4 separate regions of the Homo sapiens genome follow, and regions 2, 3 and 4 are each linked to region 1. The links are chromatin contacts, found by Hi-C or POLR2A ChIA-PET in ENCODE. All regions are on one chromosome and are shown on one strand. Each heading gives the region's core, a stretch centred on a gene start or an enhancer-like site at or near the end of the contact. The rest is flanking DNA. Distances are from core to core; before and after follow the strand shown.

The links. A loop is a pair of places that touch in the nucleus more often than their neighbours do. ChIA-PET counts read pairs that join two places held with the same protein, here RNA polymerase II (POLR2A). Pooled maps may share reads with other maps.
Region 2: a loop to region 1 is called in a map with no recorded cell type, with 7 times the contacts of the local background. The contact joins two enhancer-like sites. A Hi-C loop is called at or near these places in 2 of 37 single-sample maps with no recorded cell type and 2 of 50 pooled maps.
Region 3: a pooled map shows a loop between it and region 1 (9-fold over the local background). The contact joins two enhancer-like sites. A Hi-C loop is called at or near these places in 2 of 37 single-sample maps with no recorded cell type and 3 of 50 pooled maps. POLR2A ChIA-PET finds 5 or more read pairs at or near these places in 1 of 52 experiments (activated B cell).
Region 4: a loop to region 1 is called in a map with no recorded cell type, with 9 times the contacts of the local background. The contact joins two enhancer-like sites. A Hi-C loop is called at or near these places in 4 of 37 single-sample maps with no recorded cell type and 3 of 50 pooled maps.

What each region holds. Positions count from the first base shown.
Region 1 is chr2:180,333,403-180,336,862 of GRCh38, forward strand. No RefSeq gene overlaps it. Among named protein-coding and RNA genes, the nearest start is that of EPCART, 210 kb to the left of the region's middle. Within about 2 kb of position 1,274, at least 2 of the 41 ENCODE cell types and tissues checked have a DNase peak (open chromatin) inside an H3K27ac peak, as active enhancers do.
Region 2 is chr2:181,789,339-181,792,743 of GRCh38, forward strand. No RefSeq gene overlaps it. Among named protein-coding and RNA genes, the nearest start is that of ITPRID2, 100 kb to the right of the region's middle. RefSeq lists an enhancer at 1,385-2,584. Within about 2 kb of position 2,098, at least 9 of the 41 ENCODE cell types and tissues checked have a DNase peak (open chromatin) inside an H3K27ac peak, as active enhancers do.
Region 3 is chr2:181,585,059-181,588,539 of GRCh38, forward strand. The region is part of intron 2 of CERKL (CERK like autophagy regulator); the gene reads right to left. Among named protein-coding and RNA genes, the nearest start is that of CERKL, 70 kb to the right of the region's middle. Within about 2 kb of position 1,738, at least 2 of the 41 ENCODE cell types and tissues checked have a DNase peak (open chromatin) inside an H3K27ac peak, as active enhancers do.
Region 4 is chr2:181,990,364-181,993,418 of GRCh38, forward strand. All of the region lies in intron 2 of PPP1R1C (protein phosphatase 1 regulatory inhibitor subunit 1C), which reads left to right. Among named protein-coding and RNA genes, the nearest start is that of PPP1R1C, 6.0 kb to the left of the region's middle. Within about 2 kb of position 1,293, at least 2 of the 41 ENCODE cell types and tissues checked have a DNase peak (open chromatin) inside an H3K27ac peak, as active enhancers do.

The DNA.
Region 1 (3,460 bases), core at 24-2,523:
AACGGCAAACAGGCATACTAAAAGGTGCTCAACACAGTTGATCATTGGAGAAATGTAAATCAAAACTACAATGAAATATCATCTCACCTGGGTCAAAATGGCTTTTACCTAAGAGTCAAGCAATAACAAATGCTGGTGAGGATGTAGAAGAAAAGGAATTCTGGTACACTGTTGGTAGGAATGTAAATTAGTACAGCAACTGTGGAGAACCTTCAGTGTGGAGGTTACTAAAAAACTAAATATAGAGCTACCATATGATTCAGTAATCCTACTACTGGGTATATACCCAAAAGAATGGAAATCAGCAGCACTTCCATGTTTGTTGCAGCACTGTTCACAATAGCCAAAATTTGAATGCAACCTAAGTGTCTATCAACAGATGAATGGATAAAGAAAATATGGTACTTATACACAATGGAGTACTATTTAGCCATAAAAATAATTAGATTCTGTTATTTGCAACAACACGAATGGAATTGGAGGTTATTATATTAAGTAAAATAAGCCAGTAACAGAAAGACAAACATCGCATGTTCTCACTTGTTTGTGGAATCTGAAAATCAGAACAATTGAACTTATAGAGAATGGAATGGTGGTTACCAGTGTCTGAGAAGGTAGTGGGTGACAGGTGGGGGGTGGAAATGGAGATGGTTAGTGAGTACCAAAAAATAATTAGAAAGAATGACTAAAACCTAGTATTTGATGAGAGTGCAGCAGGGTGACTATTGTGAATAATAATTTAATTATACATTTAAAAATAACTAGAAGTGTATAATTGGATTGTTTTAAACACAAAAGATAAATGCTTGAGGGTACAGAAACCCCATTTTACATTATGTGATTATTATGCATTGCATGTCCACTTCAAAACATCTTATTTACCCTATAAATATATAGACCATGTACCCAAAATTAAAGTAAAAAAAGAAAAGAAAAAATGCCAATCTATAATTCCATATTGTGCTAATCTATTATTTAAGAGGCAGAGGGAAATGCTATTATCAGACAAACAAAAACCACAATTTTCAGAAAGTTTGGTTGTAAAGAAAAGAGACAACTTTTATAGGAATAAGTGATGGATACAGAGTCCGAGAATCATGTTAAATTTGTAGAAACTTGAAAATGTCGATAGACCAAATGATGGGAAATGATAGAGGCAGTAACAGAAAGGCAAGAGAGGAGAAAGAAGAAGGGATGGGGAAAGAAGGTAAAGAGAGAGAGAGAGGAGATTATTGTTAGAAAAGCTTGAAAATCTATGAGGCAGGTGGAATCAAGATTTTGAGGAAGTGAGAATGGGTGCATGTATGAGAGAGTCAAAAGTGACATTGAAAAACAGAGAAAAAAGGAAGTGAACAGAAAGATGACTAAAAACCAGTAAAATAGTTGATAAGAGATACTGAGAGCTCAACGGATGTTTCAAAGCATAAATTTCCATCAGCAACACCGCTACCATTTCTATTTCTTAAATAAGGAAAAATTATATTTCTAAAATTACAACAGTTCCTGAATTTTATTTTATTTTGTCATTAGAGACAGGGTCTTGCCATGTTGCCTAGGCTGGTCTCGAACACCTCAGGGTGGGAGGATTACTTAATTCCAACTCCCAAGTAGTTGAAGTTACAGGTGCAAGCCACCATGTCAGCTCAGTTTCTGAATTTTAGAGCAAAAGCTAAATTATATCTTTAAGGGAGACTCTTTAGTGAGATTTATAGTTATGTAGTCCTACCCACAGCTTTTGAAATCTAAAATTAGTGATTCCAAAAACAGATGCGACTGTTAAATAATGTATTCAGTTACATAAAATATAATTTATTTCATAATGGGAAAATAGTTTAATATTAGTTTATTTTTATCTTTCTGTGGTAAGACCTAGAAACTGACTGGGAAGCTGGATCTTAAGAAAAAGCACAGAAATAAGGGAAACTCAAGTCGGTTGGTGGAGAGTAGTGGTACAAAGACTAGCATGTCAGGAATGAAGAAGACAGATGGGTCTTATGAAATTTTCTGTTTAAGGACATTATCAAGAGATACTTGGGATCTTTAGTTTTGTGGTACTGTTACCTGATATCTAGTTTTAAGATTTCCTTCCACTTAGTTTTAATCCCTACATCTTATTGTCTACATATGCCTGGGAGCCTAAAGAGGTGGGTGACCTATGTATAGGCATTGGAACCAAGGTGAATTCAAGTGAGCAGTAGCTTCACTGAGAAGCAACAGGATGGCCAGAGATGATGGGAGTTGGGGATTTCCCAGAAGCACTTATCTGAAGCAAGACATCTGACAAGGATGGCTATGAAGAGAAAATGGGCATCTTACAGTCACATAGAATTTGAACTTGAATTATGGCTGAGTTGGATACTAGAGAAAAAGATAGCCTTAGAGTATTAGATACTTTAGATCAGAGGTTTTAGAATTACTTTTCAAATTATCTCTCCATTTTCATTAAAACTGTAAACCTTCACATCCAGAAGACTTAGAATTCTTGGTGTACTTTTACTAGTACCATTTCATTGGTGTTTAGCAAACTGCCTTAGATTATGCTTAATTGTATTTTCCCAAATCCCTTTATCACTCTAAGCTATTTGATGGAAAGAAATATATTTTACTCACCTTTTGACCTCCTTCAATACCAATACCAACACTAATACTGATACTAATGCCAATACTAATACCAATACAAATACTAATAGGAGAGTTCAAATCTTAAATCATAGTCTACTTTTTACATTATATACTATTTCTCAATTGTTTATCTGAACTTCCAAAATTTTCTTCCACAATGTTTATGCCATGTGATCTCTAGGTATCTCTAGCTATCTCAACCACAGAAACCCTCACTTTCCTGAGCCTTAACCTTCATTATTGTTCTAATACTACCAACTCATGTTTACTTTTACTACTTTGCTCCTGCTTTTCCTTTTGTCTGGAATTCTCTTTCCTGATTATTGAAGTCCTACTTTCATTTACACTTCAATTCCCACATCCTTCTCACCTGAATATATATCTCCAACCAAGTGAGACAGCCAGGTGGGAGGGGGTCCCTGGAAAAACTCCAGCCAGGCTGCACACTGGGGTTGAGCCTCGGGAAGTTCGTGCAGTTTGCAGTGGGGAGGATGCTGGCCTCTCCTCTTCTTGTGTGGAACCTAGGATCCAAGCTGCTGGCAGAAAGCACTCTAGCAAGGACTCTGGCTTTGTAAGAGTCCCTGTTTCCCTCTTTTCTTCCTTTTCACCCAATAAAACCCTGTCTTACCCACCATTTAAATTGTCTGTGAGTCTGAATTTTCATGGCTGTGGGACAAAGAACCCCATTTATGGCTGAATGGAAAAGTCCTGCAACATTTTTGGCACCCAACATGGGGCTCAAGAAGTGGTGAGTGAAATGGAGACTCAAAACTTCTCACTGTTGCTTCTAAGCCTTTTCATCCTTGGACTTCTGAGGACGGGAAAAACTATACCCAAC
Region 2 (3,405 bases), core at 848-3,347, 1.5 Mb after region 1:
CTCCATTTTCCTTAGTCATTTTACATGAACAGGGAGAAAGAATGTTAGGATCTTCCTTCATCTAACAAATGAATCATTTTGTTTTGTTAGCATGAATACTATCTGGAACATACAGCTATAATGGTAAAGACTGAATTCTAGAGTCAGCAGACCTGTTTTCAACTCTTAACAGTTGAGTTATTTAACATCATCAATTCAATTCAGACTTTGATCGTATGTCAAATTGGATTGAGGATAGGATCTATCTCATGGGAAGGCTGTGAAGATTAAGGGGGATAACAAATATGAAGTATGTAGCGCAGTAAGGACTCAAATATTAATCATTTTAAATTAGTAATTGTATTATTTCTAAACTGGGTGCTTGCTAAAGAAGATACACAGATTGTAAAATGAGATCTCCATTGTCAAGTATAGAATCCTTCTACATGGAATAAGCTGTACACCAATAATGTCATTTACCCTAAGAGACATATAGAAACTCTTTGTTATCCAGAATGCCATCTATGCAAAATATATTTAAGAGATGGGAAGTGAAAAATGAATCAATGCAGCTAAACTAGGTACCAGACAGTACATATATACCTTGTACAAGTGATGGGTCCAAAATAGTAGATGACTAATTGCCAACAGTAGATTTTTGTTGTAGTTACCTACAAGAGTAATCATGATTCTTCTCATGTGGCACTATTATTATTGATCTTTCACAGAAAGAGTCATGTTATCCATGCTCATGTGCAATGGACAAAGCTTTTCCAACTTCGTCCTGTTCTAGATGTTACATGCCAGAAGTTCACTCCTGCAATCAGCAAGTGGGACACAGGTAGAGAAAGACAGAGATTTCAAAGCCACACAGACAGAGCAGTCATTCCCAGACAGTCACTAACTCCACACCCACATTCAGTAGAGAGCACTGAAGGAAAGCCTTATCTGCACTTTCGAAGCTGATACGACAGATTTTAAGGTCTATCACTGAGCATCTGTGGACTCAGAGATAGAGAATGTCCTGAAAAATAGTAATAAGGTCCATGATAGAAGGAAATAACATGAGCTAAAATACACATAAAGGATTTAGAAGAGTTCTGCGAATGTGGAAAGTCCTTAAGAAAAGTGAGCTTTTATTATTATTTTTTGTAGGAAAAAAGCGACTTGGACCCACAAAACAGCAACAATGGAAACTGGACAGCTGAAAAATATGTAGAACCATTGGCAACTTAGAAATTTAGACCCCCAAATCACCAAAGAATATTTTATTTTTTCAACAGAACAAATTCCTTAGTAGATAGGGGCACTTGTAATACACTTGAAGACTTTCTTGTGGTTGATTTCATGTGTGGGTTAACTCTAAAGTAATCTGCATATACAGATTATTCCTTAGTTTTAAATTTGTCATCTTTATAAAGTTCCAACCTAAAACCCTTCCAGGTATTATTACACCCGAGAGTATACGGATCTACCTTAGCTGTTAAAGTCTGAGGGCCCACCCAGAGCGGGCAGATCAGATAAGCACGTCACCCCACAGGAAGCTGCTTTCAGTTGTTTGCTGGGGCATGCCTTGGTATCAGTCACAGATGTTACTCAAAGATGAGACCCCTTCAGCCCTTATTCAAAGCCCTTTTACTCTTCTTTGTTCCAATTCTGTAATAAACATTTATCGAATTTTAGATACTGACAAGGCCAGGAATATATGTCTGGCCAGCCACAGCCAGGTAAACATCATACGCAAACTAAAAGACAAATGCAGTCAGGGGAGCTGTGAACACGTTCAAGCCCCTGAACTATGACCTGTGCTTTGAGTTCTGTGTGAGACTGAAAAAGACAAACAGAAGAGTTGCCTGTTAGAGATAGTTTTGTTTTTCTGGTTTTAAAGATATAATCCTTAGATTTGTAAATCATTCTTGGTAAGGGGGAGACACTGCTTTCCAGTTGTCTACCATTTCACTTACCTGAACTTTTTGAATGCACAGTCCTATACATTCTTTGTCAGTACATTGATTTTAAAGTCGTTTTATAAAAGTTAATGACTCACGGGGCCATCTGTGCAACTTAAACACAATGGCAACCTATGCAGGTGGTTGCTGTGTGTCATATACTGTGCCTGCTGTGTATATTTCTTCTAATTAGTCATACATCCTGAATCAGTTAAGGATGACTGTGGTGAGAAATACAAATCATACCAGGACTGCTTTTAGCCTGACCTATGGTGAACTTGAATGAGTAAAGTACTCCCTGGAGAGAAAATTGCTCACTGTATAGGTAGGCGTACTCCTTTCTTTCAAGGCAACAGGATACATTTAACAACAAGGAAAAAGGAGTTTATCAAATATATCCTGAGTAAGACCCTTTGGTGGCGGGTTGTTTTTCAGGCTCAATTTCTTGGCTTCTCAGATCTATCCTTTAGAAAAAAAAAAAAAGAGTAGTCCAAAAGCTGAAATTCATCAAGAAACATATCCTGTTCATGAAGGAGTCCTAGTGGAGGATGGAAACAACTTTAATTTAGGTTCTAGTAAGCAGTCTGGGATGATTTTCAGATAAACCATGAAGCCATCAACTTGTATTTAATTTGCTGTCATAAAATTTAATTACTCTCAAGCAAAACAAGTTCTAATTAGATGTGATATGAAAAAATTAAAACACAGCATATTAACAAGTGAAACTGATCTCTAGATAATAAAAGTGAGAGAAAGTACATATTGAACTTAAGGAGTGGTCTGGAAAGAGTACCAACAACTAAACGAGGAAAATTTAGTGTGGTCGTGGTAGGAGGAAAGGTAGCCAAAGGAAAGAATCCTGTGTTAATGAGCCTCTGGTCAGTGACTGAGACTGTAGAAAAGAGTAAAAAATAAAATGAAAAAAGTCAAAGGAATTCTAGGTTGTCTGCACTCACCTCATTATACAACAGATGAAGAAACTGAGGCCTCTCATGGCAAAGTGACTTGTTCAAGGACACAAAGCAAGACAATGTTATTACTAAGGCATATGTGTGTCCTCTTCTTCATTGTTAGGTAATGTATGCTAAAGTATAGTGGGCACTGTCTTCATATTTGGATGTGAAGAGAGGCAGTTTCTAGTAGTATTTAAGATGATAGGTAGACTACCAATAAAATAATTTGCTAAATATACATGATACTCATTTAAAATAGATTCCTTCTACCAGTAATGTCACAACTGGTAGTGTATGGAGGGTTTTGTCCATGTAATCCAAATTTGTGGCAAATTTTAGAAATTTTTCTTGGGAAAGGATATTTAATAAGAAAGTGATACAAACTTGAAATATAGCTTTAACAATCAATAAATTATCTAAGTACTTTTAAATGGACTGGAAGACCGAAGAAGATGTACAGATGGCAAACAAGTGTATGAAAAGGTGATCAACATCATTTGTCACTGGGAAATTAAAAATTAAAA
Region 3 (3,481 bases), core at 488-2,987, 1.3 Mb after region 1:
CTCCACAGTCAATGAAGCCTTCCTTGCCCACTGTGTATAGAAGAGGAAATATTTTCATCTGATTGCCTGGTAGTACATACCATCACTTGACATAATAGAAATACATTTATTTGATTTTTTTGAATTCCCCCTCTACCACTAGGATTTAAGCTCCTTGAGGTCAAGAACTTCATGATTCTGCTCTCTGCTATGTTTACTAGTTCCTAGAATAGTGTCTGGCACACAGTAGGTGCCCAATAAATATAAATAAATAACTAATATTCTTTTAAAAACCCCAAATTAAAAAATAAGTTATAAAGCTGCGATTTCAACTGCATTAAAGAAAACAAAAGCACAACACTGCAAAACAATCATTTAAGCAAAAAGCTTCTCTTTAAATTGGTATTTTATAAAGGAAGTCTAAAATTACAACTATTTCTATTAATTCCTAAAATAAGACAAAAATACTTAATAAAGAACCAGAGTTATCAAAGTTAAGTTTTCTGATAGGTATCTAGATCCCTTAGAAAAAATATTTAGCATGAAAAAACAAGCAACCCCTTATTACTGCCAAGTTTTAAAAACAAAAAAGCAATTCAGTCTCTATCTCATGTCTACTCCTTATATCTACAAACTTAAAGTCAATAGAAAAATCATATTTGAGAACTGGTAAAAAATCTTTTCTAAATTAAAACTCTAAATTAATAGTAGCATTGAAAATAAACACCGACCCTTTTGCTCAGAACTTAAATCAGTTTGCCTTCCAGAAACAAGTCATCAGTGATAAAATCAGACAGTGGACCTGAAAGCAGCAGCCCGTATGACACTAGTTTGTTTTGAAAAGCAAGCCCATTGCCTTATCCTAGACTTGAACTCAGAGTGCTGTCTCTCATCCCCATCGGGGCACAGAGCTTCATCATCTCACAAGAGAAAGGAAAATGCAAAAAAGCAGGTGGCCCAGGGGATGACAACCAGTAAGGAAAGATGAAGCCAAGACAAAATTCACCCTATGAAACTGCCAAATGATGCAGTAAACCTATCTCCCATGAAAGGAACTGTAACAATAAGATGACCTTAGTCACTAGGTTAGGAAGGTAAGAAAAAAAAGCCTTTAGATTGCAAGAAAATTGATAAAAAGGGAACAGCTTAATTTTTTTCATGAGAAAACAGACACACATCCTAACCCTCTTGACTAAACAATTAACATTTTTAGGTGACCTAGAAATAAAGTATAATGTAAGGACTTATGTAAAGTCATTAGGTACAAATAACTCTCTGGAAAACATTTTTAAAATGCTCCAACACAAGGCATCAGGTAGTCATGACCTTGCTCTGCTCTCATCCAATTATGACAAACTGTTTAATATGAAAGCTATATTGAGACACCTAAATCCCCTAAACTCCTTGAAAAAAAAAGATGAATTTCAAAGTGGTAATTATCACTTATTCATAACTTGACAACAGTGTAAGCATCCCCCAAGTAGACAATCCAAGATTAAAATATAGGTATAATTCAACATTAATATGCAACTGACTTGGTTCTCAGTCCTTTGGTAACTTCCCAATTCATACTCTAGAGTACAGACCTTTTTAGCACGCCAGTTTGCAATGAACCAGCAATGTAAAACAGAATGGCCAACTGTTCCTCTGTTGGTAACAAATGTGCTAATATATACTAGTTTAAACTTGATCTATCAGTGAGTCAATGAACCGTGAAGGGTGGGGGTTAATCAGGGTGTTCTCCAAACAAAGGCTCATGAGAGCGGCAGGGACGCCACTCCCAGACTCACATCTGTGCTGTTTTGAGTGCAGCATGATGGAAATGGCATGGTGTTCATCAAAGTTAAGAGCCCAGAACCTTGTCATACTCTTGTGTATATTCACCACTATTTTACACAGAAAAGCAACCAAGTTGTTGCAAAGATAAAACCCAAACACAGGAAATAGAAACCTCAGTTAACCACAAGTCTCAGGAGCTATTAATATTAAACTATGCCCAGTTAATGTGTAACAGTGATGGTAAAAGCCTTTCCTACATAAGATTTGACAACTTTCCAGTAGAGGTCTGAGTTAGAGATATTTTATATTGGCAATTTATATTAAAATGCATCAATTTCACCTTATTATCCACAAAAGCTTATAGATGCAGATCTTTACATACACAGATGAAAATAATTTTAATGCCGTAAGTCAAAGTAAAAACAAAGCCATGTAACTTCTAAATTTACATGCAGCCCAGCAATGTAAACATATCTCTGTTTCTAATAGCTAAAACTGACTGAACAGTAATTAGCAGAATCACCTGCTGCCGGAATAATCACCTCAATACTTCAGAATTTAAATGATAAAAGAGCTAAGACTATTTAAATAGAGAGCAAGAGAACAGCGAAGAAGAAAAATTCAGCCAAATGTGTCATCCATATATCTTTATCATTTTTTATCCTGATATAATGAATTTTTACTCATTTTAGAAGATGCTATAGAGTAGACCTATTTAACTATATCACTTTTCCTAATTAAAAATCCAGACTAAAAAGAGATATACGTAACTGGCTTTAGGAAATTCTTTTTCCCTACTCTACATAGAAGTCAACCACAAAATTAGTTAAAATAATTAGCATTTAAATACAATTAACCTCATAAAAAATCCAATTCAAATGATAGTTGTATATTTAATCCTTCATGAACTAGAAAATTATAAAATTATTAGAGAACACTTTTATGAATATGTTTTACCTTAATGATTTTATCAATTAAAAAGCTTTTTCAAAGTATCCTTTCTGGATCATATGTAAGTAATTAGGTGTGGCTTTTAAGATAAATTTTTAGTTATTTGCAGGGCCTCCAAAAAAAATAATTTTTAGCATTCCAAGAACATATGTTCCATTATAAAGAGTCGTGAAAAGACTTGTGTACTATATGTTGAAGACCAATTAGAGAGTTTAAAATTTTTAATTAAAAATAAACTGTATATTTATCATGTACATCATGTTGTTTTGAAATATATATACATTGTGAAATGGCTAAATTGAGCCAATTTACATATGCATTATCTCACATACTTATCATTTTGTGGTATGAACAGAAAATCTACTCTTAACAATTTTCAAGTATACTTTATAATTAACTATACTCACCATGGTATACAATAGACCTCTTGAACTTCTTCCTCCTATCTAACTGAAATCCTGTATCCCGTGACCAACATCTCCTTGATCCCTCAGCCTATCGCATACCCCTGGTCACTACCATTCTATTCTACTTCCTTGAGTTCAACTTTTAAAATTCCACATATAGGAAAGATCATGTGGTATTTTTCTTTTGGTGGCTGGCTTATTACACTCAGCTAATGTCCTCCAGGTTCAACCACGTTGTGGCAAATGACAGGATTTCCTTCTCTTCAAAGGCTGAATGGTATCCCATTGTGTATACACACCATATTTTCTTTATCACTTGTCCATTGATAGATACTCAGATTGATCCCTTATCTTGGCTATTGGGA
Region 4 (3,055 bases), core at 43-2,542, 1.7 Mb after region 1:
CGATCTCCTGACCTCGCTATCCGCCCGCCTCGGCCTCCCTAAGGGCTGGGATTACAGGCCTGAGCCACAGCGCCCGGCCTCCAAGCTTTATTTTCTCATCTATAAAATAGGGATCATAGTGTTCTTTCTTTCAACCTCACAGGGTTGTAGTAATGATCAAAAGAGTTACCATGAACATGACTTAAAAATTGCAAAGTGCAACAAAGATTAGGTATCATTAACTGATGTGTTCGGGAATACAATATTTGCATGTGATATTTAAGAACAAAGATATAACAAGAAAAACAGAATCTTCATAATCTCATCTGTTCTAAATATTTCTGCGCGATCCAACAGTTTCTTTTCCACACATTATTTGAACACTCTCTATCAAACAACAAAACAAATAAGAGTAACAACGAAAACACTCATAAGTGTTAAATGACCATTTTTAAGCAACTGTTTCTCCTGTCCCCCAAAAGCAATATGTTGTTTGAAAAACAAAAGCTGGGTGCAGCTTTAAATCCTGGTAAAACTAAACAAATCTCTTCAATTCACTGAAATTGGCCAGGGAATAATTGGCTGTTCTTGGACTCACCTGTCATTAATGCTGTTTAAAATTCAAAACCCTGCAAATCTTTCTTTATTGTCAATTAATAAAGCAAAGAAAATTAAATTCTTCATTATAGAAACATAAGTAATAAAACATTCCAATTCATATGACAAGATCAGTGTACTGCAATCACTGTTAAATGGATTAGACATAGCTTGCTTTTTTTTTTAACCTTTTGAAGTGTTTGCAGGAAGAGTAAATTATAGGAGTATTTGAAAGAATGATTATATATATTCTGTTTATATTTTGTAGAGGAAAAATAGAAAGATATTTCAAGATGTATATTCAGATTTTTTGTTTGCTAGTTCATCTATGCTGGTCTAAACACATAGATGAGATAGGCACCTGATTAGTTGTATTCTAGGGGCAGCATAATGTCCCATCAGTCCCTTTCTGACAAATAACCTAGAACTCTCAGCAGTAGAAGCACTATGTAAACAGATACTTAATCTGTTAAGGATATATCACCCTCTGGCATGGGTTAGTAAATCAGTTTAACTCAAAATAGTGGGAGATGAAACTAAAATTTTTAAATTGAAGGCATGAGTCAGGGAAAGTTTAGTAACAGAGGTGTGTCTTTAGGGTAGAAAAAGCAGAAACAATGTATTTGCTCCTAGGAATAACTCTCAACAGTCAGGTGGCAGCAAAAAGATACTGAAAAACTGAGATAGGGGAAGTAGGGAATCGCCAAAGTTCCCTATATTTCGTCTTTTTCAAATGTTTTCTGGGGCTACCAACATGAGTGACCTTTGTAGCAAACTGCCTCTCTGTATTTTCAGTTCCTCTTCTGATTAAGGGCCTCTTTATGATAAGCTCTCTGAAGCTACACAGGAGAGCATTATTATCTATTCTTATACTGTGTGCTGTTTGCTTTTACTTTTGTATAATCTGTAGTGAACTGGTTTGGTTCCTATATATTTTTTTTTATCTAGAGAGCTGCTTATGTGTAAATCCTCTCTGTAGGGAAATAAATGGCAAAGATACTTTCTGTAATTTATTCCATCACATCTATAGATATTTTAAGTCTACTTAAAAACAAGTAATGTCTTAAGTAGACTTATGAAAAGACTGTATATTTGGCTACCAGCGTTTGAAATCTAGAGTTGGAAAATAATTTCAGAAAATACCTACTTTAACCACACATCTTCATGACAGACATACATAAACCAACCCAAGTCCCTGAGACTCGCTCCATTTTATATACCTCAGAGAAGAATCCATAATTAACCGGGCTTTTCAACTCCAGCTCTGATAATTTCAGATGTTAGAAAATGATTTCTTATACCAAACTTAAATATAAATTCCCCACTTTATTCTAAAATAACTTCATTTGTTCTCTGCAATAAAAAGTCATTTTCTCACCTTTTAAAAAATATGAATGAATGATTATTTTCTTTTATTCTCAATCTCCCTAAGGGCTTTAATAAACTCTATCCGAATTCTCCCTATTGCTCTGCCTTTGAAGCCCAGAGCTGGACACAGTCTTCCAGTAAAAAGCCAGCCTAGACCAGGTCTTCTGAATATTAAAGTTTGTGGCATCCATTGTTTTCCATTTACCGTTAAGCAGAGACAATATGGTTACAGTTATATTTAATGGACCTGACGCCTACTAAACATGAGTGAGCTGTATGAGGCCTGGAGATAAGTGCAGATTTGGGTAAGTACCCAGGAGTTTTGACGTCATTTAAAAGCTCACTGTACATCTAAAAAGTGGAATCCGAAGCATAAGGTAAAATAGTTTTTTGAGTATATTTATTGAACTTCCTATCACAGCCAAATTTTGGGGAAATCGACTTTATCTTTGACCCTTTTAGTGTCAAATATCCTTTGAAATCAAGAATAAAAACAAAGGTTGTTCTCACATGCCTCAGGTTCCCAAAAGTTAGTTAATAGGAGACATAAGAGATATATGATACTAAATATAATACTATCTCCTTTCAAATTTGATAGCAGGCCTGGTCATTAGAGAGAACTGAGATGTGCAATTGCTTTGGCTATTCATTTCCAGAAACGAAAAAGAAGCCACAGTTTATACTGTATGTAGCATATTACTTTCTAAATGAGGCATACGTTTCAGGATTCTGAAACTAAGTTAAAAAAACAGATTTTGAAGCCTCTAGATTGGATTCCTGAGACACTGGATGATAGCTAGGAAATAATGCTGGACTAAGATTGAATTGTTCAAAACGCAAGGGGGCTCCAGAAATTTCTGGTGATTATTTTTTAATCCAAAAATAACAGGAAGTTTTTCAGGGTCAACAAAATGAAAGTAGAAATTTATTTCCAGTATTAAGGCATCACATGCACAAAATCTCTCTTCATGGAGACCCTCTATTTTGCAAAATGAATGATTGTGTTGTCAAGAGAAAATTGGGCTCCAGGGACCATACTGAGAAGTTTCTGGGGACTCTTAAAGATGAGTAAGACATTATCAGGCCCAGATCTTGAGGTACCAGCCACCCC